Linked DNA regions of Homo sapiens: region 1 is linked to region 2. The links are chromatin contacts, found by Hi-C in ENCODE. All regions are on one chromosome and are shown on one strand. The core of a region is the stretch at or near the end of the contact, and the rest is flanking DNA. Distances in the headings are between cores, read along the strand shown.

Region 1 (5,795 bases), core at 2,332-4,831, 580 kb after region 2:
GTCTTTGTTCCAGTAAAATGTAAACTCCTAGAAGAACAGAGACCTGTGTTTTGTTCACTGATGTACCCTAAGTGCTCACAAGTGTTTCTAGCACCTAGTATTTGCTCAATAAATATTTGCTAGGTTGATGAATTAATGATTTCTAAGCTTTCCTTCAGCCTGAAGAGTTTTCTGATTGTAAGATTCTACTTAGATAATCCTAATTGTCTCAGTGACTCTCACCAGTCACTCACTTCTCCCACAAGGTGGCAGTCTTTACCTTCAACACAGGTTCTGGTAGCCTCAAATTTGAGAATTAATAGCTGAGTTAACCTGCTTGTTTTCTTTGAGCCCAGACAGCCTGCCCTATGGGAACTGACAGCTGTAAAATTTAAAGGACGAGTGTAATTACCCTGCAAGATCTGAGTGCTTTTAGGCAAGAGGATTTAGGGGGTGAGAGTTTTCCTGGAGAGGGACACATTATGAAGGTGATATTGCTTAATTGATGGGGACTTTGAAACATAGTTGCTCTTTGTGAGAATGGTATAGGTTTAGAGAGAGGTGCTAGCACAGAGCTGTGACACCTGAAGTAGGCTGACCGCAGACAAATTGGATTTAACCACCAAATATATCTGTGTTTTCATGTCTTCCTGCCCCGTGCCCTCTTATCTGACTCACTTTACCCCAGCACTGGGGAATAACTGTGCCCTATTCTGGTCCTGACCCTTTTGTACCATCTAGGGAAATGAGAACTCCTCTTGGGGTCTCAGATCCTCATTTCTGTTAGAACCAATCCTATTCTGTGGGTAGGGCCATGGTTGTAAATTTCCTGTGGGAGGCAGCATTGCTTTGCAAAAAGAACACAGTTTGGCATGTGAGGCAGCTCTGCCACTTGGACAAGGTGATAACGCTTTAGTCTCTTTATTTCTAAAACAGGGAAGATGCTAATACCCCGCCCATGGACTAGTATGAGATTTAAATGGCAGGTACTTGGCACAGTGGCAGGTGGTGAATGCTCTTTGGTGATCATGACTATCCCTTTCTCCTGGTAGTGCTGCCTCCTCCCTCTGAGCACCTGGAGTCAATCCACCTTGGGTAGGTCAGAGAAGGCAGAAGAAAGTGGTGGGAGGTGAACTCGACGGAATGATGTACAGGGCGATAGGGTGAGTGAGAGGTCTGGGATCTATTGGCAGGAGCAGAATGGTAGGAAAGGGAAAACATGCCATTGACCTTGAATCTTGACATTTGTGCCCATCCTATGCTGTGTTGAGCCTCAGGTCACCGTTTGCGGAGGTGAGCAGAAAACTGCTAACAGATCGAGGCTTCTCCAGCCTTCTAGGTAAACTTTCATCAGTGGGTTAGTTGTCTTGTTCAGAAGCTGATCACGGAGCTTTGGCCAAGCATAAACACTGATTATGGCAGTCCAATTGTCATAATCCCTTTGATTCTTTAATATCACCTTCAAGATTGTTTGTTATTGTCAATGCCCCCACAACCTAAGACCACCAGGAACACACTGTAATTGAAAAAGGTGGGTTTGTTGCTCTCTGCAAGAAGGGAGGACACTCAGCGTAGAGACTCATGAGGGTGGGGCAGGTTTTATCCGATGACGTTAGAAAGGACTTACTGAGGATTTGGGCTTGTTTTAGGAGATTTGGGGGAAAGGTTCAAGGAGACTGGCTTTTCCTGGATGCTGCCAGGAAGTAGTGGGATGGTAGTAAGTCTGTGGTAGGATGTTTAAATAAATTTCCTCTACTGGGCTGGAAGAATGAGAAGGCTGAAGCTGTAATAAGTAAAGAAGTGGCAGTCACTCCTATCAGCTATGATAAAAGGATGTTTGGCTATTACTTTATGGTTTGGATGCTATTTTTGCTTGTGTTCACATCATGGTCTATCATGGTGATAGGCCACGTACACAGTGGCCTTGTCTGATGCTGGTGTCCCATGGAGTTGATTATGCTCAGCTGAAGGACACTAAGGCCCAACTGTGGGGGCCAGGCCAGCTCCTGAGTGTCAGGGGGGGCTGCACTGCTTTGTCATTATCAACATCTCCACATACAATACAGCCTGTGCATGTGAGGTCCCAGAAGGAAGGAGCTAAAGCAGCTAGACTGGGATCACTTTACTCAATTTGAGGAGAGGAGTGCTCTTGAGGGAACCAGAGGAAGGCAGATGAGCTGGTCTGATCTCCTTTTCTATTGGAGCTCTATGCAGATAGACTGAAAATATTTGCTAAAACAAAGAGCTCCATCTCTAGAATACCCTTAGCAGGATGTCCTTGATTAAAGGATTATTTCTGAAAACTAAATCCAGAATCCGTGAGGCATGATTCCCTGGAAGATCATGTAAGCTGTACAATTCTCTATGGAATAAATTGGAGACTTCATCCCTTAGATCCCTTTGACTGTGTGAGGAACCCCACGAAACCTCACTTAGTGACTTTATTCATTCTTCTGGGCCTGAAAGCATATGTCTCATGCAGGAAGGAAGGCAGGACCAGTGGGGCTTTGCAGGTTGTGCCATTCTCTCCTTGCTTTGCTTGAGACTCTTTATTACCTGTCTCCCTGACATTATTTGTAGTGTGATTCTGGGTGTGTTCTGTGATTCTTGTGACTAGGTATCCAATTTTGCTTAAGGATGCAAGGAAGTGTTTGGGGAGAAAGCTCTATTGGAAGAGGTCTGTAGTCCTAGCCTCCCTCCCCACCCCACATTTCACATCATTAGACCTCAGCACATGGGTCTGGGGCACCAACACTGTCTTACCTGTTACACAGTGTGGTCTTTATCTGGATGAGGGATGCGAAAGGATACATTGTGACCAAGAGACCTGGGAGAGGCACAAAAATAACAGGTGACCACCAAGGGTGCTTGGACCTGAGATGTTTCCATTTCCTAAGACCCTCCAAGATTCTCCAACATTTGGTATAGTTGCCCAGGCAATTTAACAAGAAAATCAAATTTTTGTTATGACCCCCATTGTAATTTATGCTTATCGCAGAAAAATTGAGACTATAAGAAGGAGAATAGAAGGTCACAAAACCACTCTATACTAGTCCAGGGATAGCTATTCTTACAACATGGATTGATCAGTGTGGGGTGATTTCTCCTAGTGTTTTTTGGACAGAGAAGCATTGAAGATGCCCTGGTTTTAAGGTCTTAGGATGAAGGAATTATAGTTGAACAGTTCAAAATGATGTTATGAATTACTTTCAGATTTGTTTGCTTGATTGCATTAGCCTTGCCTGGCCCTACGGTAACTATTTGGTTCCATCATGGTGGCTGAGTAGGTGGCTCTGGAAAAAGAGCTATTCAAGAAAAGCTTTTCTTTCTCTAAAAATATTGTAGGGGGCTCGCCCTCTGTTCTTGGAAGCAACGTTTGGGATGGCCTCTTGGGAGGCTGTCTGGTGAAGTGTCTAGGGGTATGTGGTCTGGACTTGGACAGGACAAGATGCAAATTCTGGCTGGGATATTCTAGTTGTGGAGTGTTGGGCAAGTTACTTGGTCTTCTGAGTTTATAGGTAAACTGGAGATAATAGGTATGTGTGAATGAGGATCCAATGAGATGCCTGTAAAACACTTAGCCAGATGGCTGCGTGAAGAAAGCACTTGGTAAATGCTAATTGTTGTGGTTGTTATAATTAGTACAATGATTAGTCATTGCTGATTGTTGGCTAACTGGCGGTAAGAAATGAAAGTAAAGTAAGGCAGTAGCAGCTGAGGGAGGTGGTGGAGGGAATCAGGAGACACTTGGAGGTTCTGGTTCTGCCTGAGTTTAAGTGCTGGGGAAAACTAGTTGAATAACTGCTGGTCTAACATTTAACAGCTGTGTGACCTCGGGCTAGTCACATTTCCTTTATAAACTTCCTTTTTCTCATTTGCGAAATGAAGGGGTTTCGTTAGGTTACTTCTCATCACCCCTGGTTGACCATTAGAATCGTTTGGGAGACCTTTTTAGAAATTCTTGGTTCTGGGGTCTTCCATTTTCCCCATTCTCACTTGGTGGGTCTGAAAGCAGGCACTGCAGCTTTTCCAAAGCTCTTCAGGTGACCTTGAAGTGTGGCCAGGGCTGAGAACCTCTGACTTCCAACAGCACTTCTGGTTTAGGAAGGAGCAAATCACCGGCACAGAATGAGCTCTCAGGAACGGCTGCTGAGCTAGTAATTGCCGTGACACTGTCTCCCTGTCCCAACTGCAGGCACCCCTAGACGTCTCCTGATGAAGACTTCCAATTTTGGAACAGAAGAATCTTTGAAAAAAATATTATTGAACTTCCAGAAATGATTCATTCCTTCTCTGCTCCTTCTTTAGTTGGAAAGATCTGCCCCCATCCCTGTCTACTGCAGTCCCAATCCCTTTTTATTTCAACATATATATCCAAACCAACAAAAAAATTGACTCGCACAACCAAGGTGAGGTGTTTGGCTTTAAGGATAAAATAAATAGTTTCATAAAACCTGCCCCCAGATTTCTCATTGCCTCTACTCATTTTCTCTAATTTGTAGGGCACACTGAAAGCTCGGATTCATAAGATGTAGAAAGGGCAGAGAGTTAAGTTACAAACTCTTCCTAGGTCTGTTTCAACTCTAACGTTCTATAGCTCTGCTCCGTCTAAACAAGGAATTCTGTTAAATTTGTAACCTGGACTTTCTTGAATACTGAGGTAATGTTTCTTGAAGTAGGATATATATACCCAAGAAGAATAAAAATAATTCTGGAGGTGTCTTAATTCTCTGTGGGACTCAATAAAAGTTTTGGTGATTATATATAAACACACTTATGAAAGCATCTGGTACATGTAGGTGCTCAGTGCACATGAATTTCTCTTTCCTGCCAGATCTTTTGTAGTGGAAAATTATCTTATTCTTCCATCTTTGTCTGCAAAGATGCTGCTAAGGAAAGATGTAGAAGAGTTTTACAAGGGAGTTGGAGTATGGGAACAGGAAGTTCCCAAGAAGGCCACTGCATTAATAGAATTGAAACAAGATCCCCTAAAGGAAAATCGCTGCCAAATCTCTTTTCTCTAAACTATCCAAAATGGTGCCCCATAAATTTTCATTGACATTGAAGTACATAATGTAATAAGCTTTTTTTTCCTTAAATATATAATGTACGGAGAAAACCAGGTTGATAATGGTTTCCTGGCATAGCTTTCAAAGGCAAGTGTGGATGAAGTGGAAATATGGTGCACAGATATTGGAAAGAAACCGCTGTTGAACTCTTCACATTTTCATGTATAACCCAATGATTCTCAAACCTAAACTTGCATCAGAATTGCCTGGAGGGCTTATTAAAACATGATTGTTGGATGCCACCCTTGCATTAATTAATTACACCTGCAACTGTTCTATTTTTAAATGGTCACATTTTAAGGTACTGGGCTGAGGACTTCATTATGTGAGTTTCAAATGGGACATAATTCAACCCCTAGCCCAATCCTAGTGAGTGGTGAGTGGTATCTCTTCGTTTTGATTTCTACTTCCCTAGTGACTAATGATGTTGAGCATTTTTATGTGTGTTTATTAGCCATTTTTATATCTCTTATGAAAAAATGTGTATAAAATTATTGGCCCATTTGTTAATTGGGTTATCCATTTATTATTGAATTATAAGAGCTCTTTACTACTCTGGATGCAAGTCCTGAAACAGAAATAATATTTACAAATATTTTAATCCATTCTGTGAATTTTATTTTCACTTTCTTGATGGCGTCCTTTGAAGAACGTAGGATTTTAATTTTGATAAAGTGTAATTTATGTATTTTTTCTTTTGTTGCTGTGCTTTTGGTATCATATTTAAGAAATAATTGCCTAATCCAA
Region 2 (6,172 bases), core at 3,112-5,611:
CATTTTTTTCGGTTGTATGTTAATGTGATATTTGTCCATTAAAATTCTGAAAGTCTTTAAAATGAGAGGAAGAAAAAACTTCCCGGATGTTCAGCCTAATATACCTTTCTGGGTGATCTCTGCCTTTCATTGTCTTTTAATTTTTTTTTTTTCTTTTGAGCCAGAGTCTTGCTCTGTCACCCAGGCTGCAGTGCAGTGGCACCATCTCAGCTCACTGCAACCTCCTCCTCCCAGGTTCAAGCGATTCTCCTGCCTCCGCCTCCCAAGTGGCTGGGATTACAGGCGTGTGCCACCATGCTCAGCTAATTTTTGTATGTTTAGCGGAGACAGGGTTTCACGATGTTGGCCAGGCTGGTCACGAACTCCTGACCTCAAGTGATCTGCCCGCCTTGGCCTCCCAAAGTGCTGGGATTGAGCCACCATGTGAGCCACCACGCCCAGCCTCATTGTCTTTGAATCCTTCTACTACTCTGTAAATTGTAGAAAGCTGAGTCATGCAAATATTTGTGACCAGATCAATGCAAATGAATTGTGTCCCATAGAATGCAATTGCTCTGTGGATACTTATCAGTTTGTATCTATTAAGAAAATTTATTTCTGCATTCCTGGTTGCCTCAGAGTAGACACTCAAAAATGTTTGTTGACTGAATAAATGATATATGAATGAAGCTTAAAATAGAAACCATAAGAACCCTCCAATTAAAGTGTACCATTCTTATAGGTAAGGTGGGATTCATAGCACACCGCTCATCTTTCAGCTGCCAAGGAGCCTTGTCCACAATGCCTCTAGGCCCTTCAGCCTCTACAGGTTCAGCTACTCACTACTTAATGCTCACTCAAATATAGTCTCAAATGAGGGCACTCCCACTTGCTGTCTTTTTTTCCCCCTCCAGTCCTTGAGATACCATGCATGGGTGGGATCTTTGATCTTCTGCTGAATAAAGGCAGCAGACTACCTAGAAAGGAAACTGCAGAGTTACAATAGGTACACCTCACCATGGAACACTATACATCAATTACAGAGAGAAAAAGAAGACAGAGGGAGAGAGAGAGAGAGAGAGAGAGAAGTGGCAGAAAGATGTGGAACTTATCCAGGATGCCGAACGTTAAAAAAACTCAAATTGCAGAAGAACATGTTAGTATGATCCCATTCTTGTTAAAGCACTCGCATATAAGTTGGTGTATTCATGAAACAAAATGAACACAATCATATGCCAAACCTTTAAAAGAAAGTTGGGATTACGGAAAATGTTTCCTTTACAGACCATGTGTTTCTGTAATGTTTCAATTTTTTTTTTTACAATAATCACATATCACTTTTGTAGTAATAAAAAAAAACCTACAATTTTTTTAAGAGGAAAAGCAGTTGATTCTACAAATAGAAACCCATCTTAGTTCACTTGGGCTTCCATAAAATATACCAAAAACTAGATAGCTAATAAACAGCAGAAATTTATTGCTCACAATTCTGGAGGAAGTCTAAGATCAGGGCACTGCAGATCCACTCTCTGGTGGGGGACTGTTTTCTGGTTCATAGGTGGTGCCTTCTTGCTCTGTCCACACATGGCGGAAGAGGCAGCGCAGTTCTCTGCGGTCTGTTTTATAAGACACTAAACATTCTCACCTTACGGTATTTCTACCTCCTACTACCATCACATTGGTGGTTAGGTTTCAACACATGAATTTTAGGAAGATACAAACATTTATCCCATAGCAGAACCCTAAGATGCAGGCCCCAAGGCAGTTTTTGTGGGTGCCCAATGTAGGAAACATTAGTTTTTATAATATAATACTATTTTCAATCAGAACCAAAGAAAAAAAGAAATTGGGCAAATAGTGTTATCTTCAAACACAAAAGATAGCAACATTTTCAATGTAATGGTTTTCAAAGTACTCTGATAGAAACACACCTGGAATAAAACAAAGTTTATTAGGATTTTTCACTGTTTGATAGTGTTCATTATCTTACAATGACCTTAGTGCCAGGAATAATTCATCAGAGAAGTCTTCCTGTCACTGACGAATCTTGAAATGCTTTGTAAGTTTCCATCAATGTCAGTGTTTCCCAAGCTTGCTTTTAAAAGCATTTATTAAGCATCTAATGGGTGCCTGATATTTTATTACTTTCTTTCACATGACTATTTTCTTTTTGATTAAACCTTATTTAGTAAGTATTATTTTTCTCCTGTTTTTAGATGAGAAAACAAGGACTTAGGGTGGTTAGGAAACTACCTGATTACCAGCCACCTTGATATGAGGTAAAATGGGGAATGTGTGTATAAACGAAATAGAATTCAAACTGGAACCACTGTGCTAAGTGAACACAAGTGTCTCATTTCGTGGAGGACTCACCTTGGGCAACTGGCCCAGCACTCCTCAGTTATTTAGATCTAACACTTCCTTACACATTTGGGGAACATTGTTCTCAAACAGAAGGTCAGATGGTCCCTGAAGTCTACACATGAACTCCTTAAGAAACATTCCCGGAGTCCTATGACTAGGAAATAGCTTAGGTTTCTATGAGCTCTGATCCATTTGGATAGTTATAAACTCCCAAAAAGTGATATCTGAGCAGACATCATGTGTCATCGTGAAAATAAAATCATTGCACTGACTTATCTGAAATAGTCCTTAATATTCTAGCCACTGCCCCCTTAAGGCCATACTGTACAGACTTTTGGATTTGACAAACGTGGTCATCACCACACTGACAATTTAATCCCAATACTTCAGTGATGGTGCTGTGTGCTCACTGATATTAGGTTGGTGTAAAAGTATTTGCAGTTTTTGTCATTACTTTCAATGGCCAAGCCCGCAATTACTTTTGCACCAGCCTAATTCATTTTACCCTAGAGGTAAGCAAATGTGGCCATATTTTTATACCAGCACCAGGGGGCAGCAATGTGCAAATAAGGCCGCTCTGTGGCCTCCTCTGTTTGGCCTGGTTTGGGAGGAGGATGTGGTTCTCATTCCCTAGTGCTTCTCAGATTTAAAATAATGGTAATGTAATCATTTCAGCTCTGCTCTGGAAACTGCTGGTGCTAATTCATTTCAGATAAAAATACGCAGACTACACACATGTGCATCAAATCAGTCTTTTCAGGACTCAGGGTCTGCTCATTTGGGCATTTGTTCACCTAACCTTTAATCAGAAACTACTGCGTGCCAGGTACCGCCCTGGATGAGGCCATGCTCCCATCCAGTGGGGAAACAGACACACCCCATCCAAAACCACAACCTTCCCTACTTTTTCAGTTTCCCTTAAGCACTTATTTTTTAAATTTTTTTCTTGTGAGTGATTTGTCTACCTTGTTGGAACATAAACTCCTTGACAGCTGGGATTTTTATCTGTTTTGTTCACTGGAGTATCCCTAGCTACTAGAACAGCACCTGGGACATAATTAGGGTTCAATAAATATTTTTTGAATGAACAGGTATAAAATTATTGAGACACACCATAATGGAGGTGGACGTGCATATCTTCATATGAACTAGATTACGCTAAATTATTCACTTGAATAAATTTATTGTTTTATCATTCCCACTAGCAGTGAATGGGAGTGATGCCCGAAAATAACATTAAATTATCTGGTATTAGCATTAGAAGGAATTTGGGACATCACCAAATTCTCCTTTTACAGAAGAAGAAATTGAAGCCAAAGTGAAGAAGAGATTTGCCCAAGGCTACCTACATCCAGACGGTCGCGTCAGGATTCCAAGCCAGGACTTCTGACCCCAGCCCACTGTGTTTTCACCACACACCCTGCTGCCTGCCTGACTTTTTCATTTTCCTCAAATATCACCTCCTGGAACTATCAACTGCATAAGTTAATGACCTGATCTGTCTAATTCTTATTTGGTAATTGGCAGAGACCAGACTTGGCTGTCTGCATTCAAGGTCTCCAAATCAACCCTCTTAAAGGCATCTCTGCTCAGCCTCTCTGCATGAGATCTGGTATTTAGTTCCTAGCACCCACTGTGTACTAAGTTCTTCAGAAACATGTGGTCATTTGAACCTCACAACAATCCTACGCAAGTGCTATTACTATTCTCGTTTTACTGATGAGAAAATATAATAACAGTGTACATTGAACCCACAGGGCATGCAGCAGGAACTCAGGATTGTTCTAAGGATTCCATACTTGTGAGCTCATTTAATTCCCTGACAGCCTTTGAAGTGAGTGCTGTTACTGTTTTCTACTGTAGACATGGATATTGAAGTCAAAAGAAGGCAAGATGTTTGTCCAAGGCCATATCGCTGGGAAATGGCAAAGCCACCCTGTGTTTCATTACTGTGCTCTCCTTCCCCACTGAAAACAGAGGAGCTGTGGAGTCACGGGCACAAGGTCACACGGGCTGTGCCAGCTGAATCCACTTTTGTGCATGGTTTTTTCACAACGAGCTGGAGGTTTGGGCCAGAAAACCCTTTTGTTTGAAAGTCACAGATCTGAAACTCAGCACAAAAGAGGAGAAAGTGATAATGCAAAAGCTGCCTGGGCTGCAAGCAGCGTTTCCTCTTTGGGTTTGTTTTCCTTTCTAATTTGCCAAGCTCTTTCCAGGCTGAGGCAGCTGCCACACAAAGCTCTTGAGGAGATCCCACTAGCTGGCCAAGGGACAACCATTAGACAGATGGGCTGGACCTTCTGTTTCCACCCTTCCATCTGGGCACCAAGAGCCTGGGTCTGCCGTGGGTGTGGGGACACCCTGAAGCTTGCCCATTCCAGGCTCAACCGGATAATGAACTGAAGTCACCTCATAGCAACTTGGACGTGATGTTTGTGGGAATGAAGCTGGTTTGCTCTGTTATTCTGTTGAATTAATCTGGGCTCTGAGCCCCCTTGAAAATCATCAGGAGAACACAATCTAAAAAGATGGGCAGGAAGTGGTTCTTTTGCTGGCCGGAGGTGATTTTGCTGATTGAACTTTTACATGTGGTACGGAACAAATGAACAGAAAAGGCTCGGCTTACGAATCCTCTGCCGTTAGTTCATCTGCACATGTTCTGACCTCTGAAACTGAAGCATGCTGGTAAATCTCAGAGCCTCTTTCCAGCAGTGTCAAACAGTGTGATGAACAAAGGCTTTGAAGTCTGGTATACCAGGGGGTGCTTCACAACATACCCTGGGTGACTATATGACTCTGCCAGGTAACTTTGCCTCTCTGAGCCTCAGTGTCCTCATCAATGAAATGCAAGTTATAAAGCCTTTCTCACAAGGTTGTTGTAAATGTCTGGCACCTAGTATGTGCTCAATAAATAATGCCTATTATCATTCGGGAGAAAACTTTCATGGCCTAAACTATGGCAAAGGAGCAGGTCTGAGTCCTGGCTCCATCTCCTGCTGGCTAGCGGGCTTCTGACATGTCATCTCCCTTCCTGCAACCTTGAATTTGACCTCTGACTGGAAGCGAGGAGATTGAAATATTCCCATCTTTAAGGTCTCTGACTAATCTGCAGTGACTCTCCCACTAGATGATCACTTCCTCCCGTACACACGCTCGCTCACTCTCTCTCTCTCTCTCTCTCTCACTGTCTTCTAGAGTTCATGAGGGAGGAGGATAATACAGGGATCCCAGGCTCTTTGCTGCCAATCTCTGGGAGAAAGACAGGATTTACTGAACAGCTACTAAGTGCCAGGTGCTCATTATTTATTCTCCCACTTAAACCCCTCAGTAACCCTTGATTGGATACTGTCGTCTGTAGTTTACAAAAGAGGAAATAGAACCTGGGGAGGTTTCCACAACCTTCCCAAAGTCACAGTAACTGAAAGAGGCAAAATCCATGCTTATACCCATCTGCCTATTTCCCAACCACTTCTGCTCTAGATGATCTCAAGACTTTGGTAAAATGAAATTTATTTTTCTATAGACAGGTCAGGCACCCATGGTCTATGAAAAACTCACAGCAAATATTGCTGCTGATAACAGCGAAGCACTTTTCCAACTCCACTGTAATGCTGAAATGGGAAGCAAATAAAAGAGGTATTTCCTAGCCTTTTATGATGGACACATTTACAATTTAATTTAGTCATACTGGTTTTGTAGAGTAATGAATCATTTAAGAAGAAAGCCCACGGTAAACAATTCCAATTAGCCTTTGGAAAGCTCCCCAGATGCTGTGGTTTTGGGTTTTCCATGTTGCAGCTGATTATCCCAGCTGTAGCCACATCAGCCA

The links. Hi-C counts contacts between places; a loop is a spot of excess contacts on that map. Pooled maps may share reads with other maps.
Region 1: a loop to region 2 is called in a map with no recorded cell type, with 3 times the contacts of the local background. The contact joins two enhancer-like sites. A Hi-C loop is called at or near these places in 3 of 37 single-sample maps with no recorded cell type and 7 of 50 pooled maps.

The regions. Positions count from the first base shown.
Region 1 is chr4:15,805,555-15,811,349 of GRCh38, forward strand. All of the region lies in intron 1 of CD38 (CD38 molecule), which reads left to right. Among named protein-coding and RNA genes, the nearest start is that of CD38, 30 kb to the left of the region's middle. Within about 2 kb of position 3,582, at least 3 of the 41 ENCODE cell types and tissues checked have a DNase peak (open chromatin) inside an H3K27ac peak, as active enhancers do.
Region 2 is chr4:15,228,815-15,234,986 of GRCh38, forward strand. All of the region lies in intron 2 of C1QTNF7-AS1 (C1QTNF7 antisense RNA 1), which reads right to left. Among named protein-coding and RNA genes, the nearest start is that of C1QTNF7-AS1, 200 kb to the right of the region's middle. Within about 2 kb of position 4,362, at least 10 of the 41 ENCODE cell types and tissues checked have a DNase peak (open chromatin) inside an H3K27ac peak, as active enhancers do.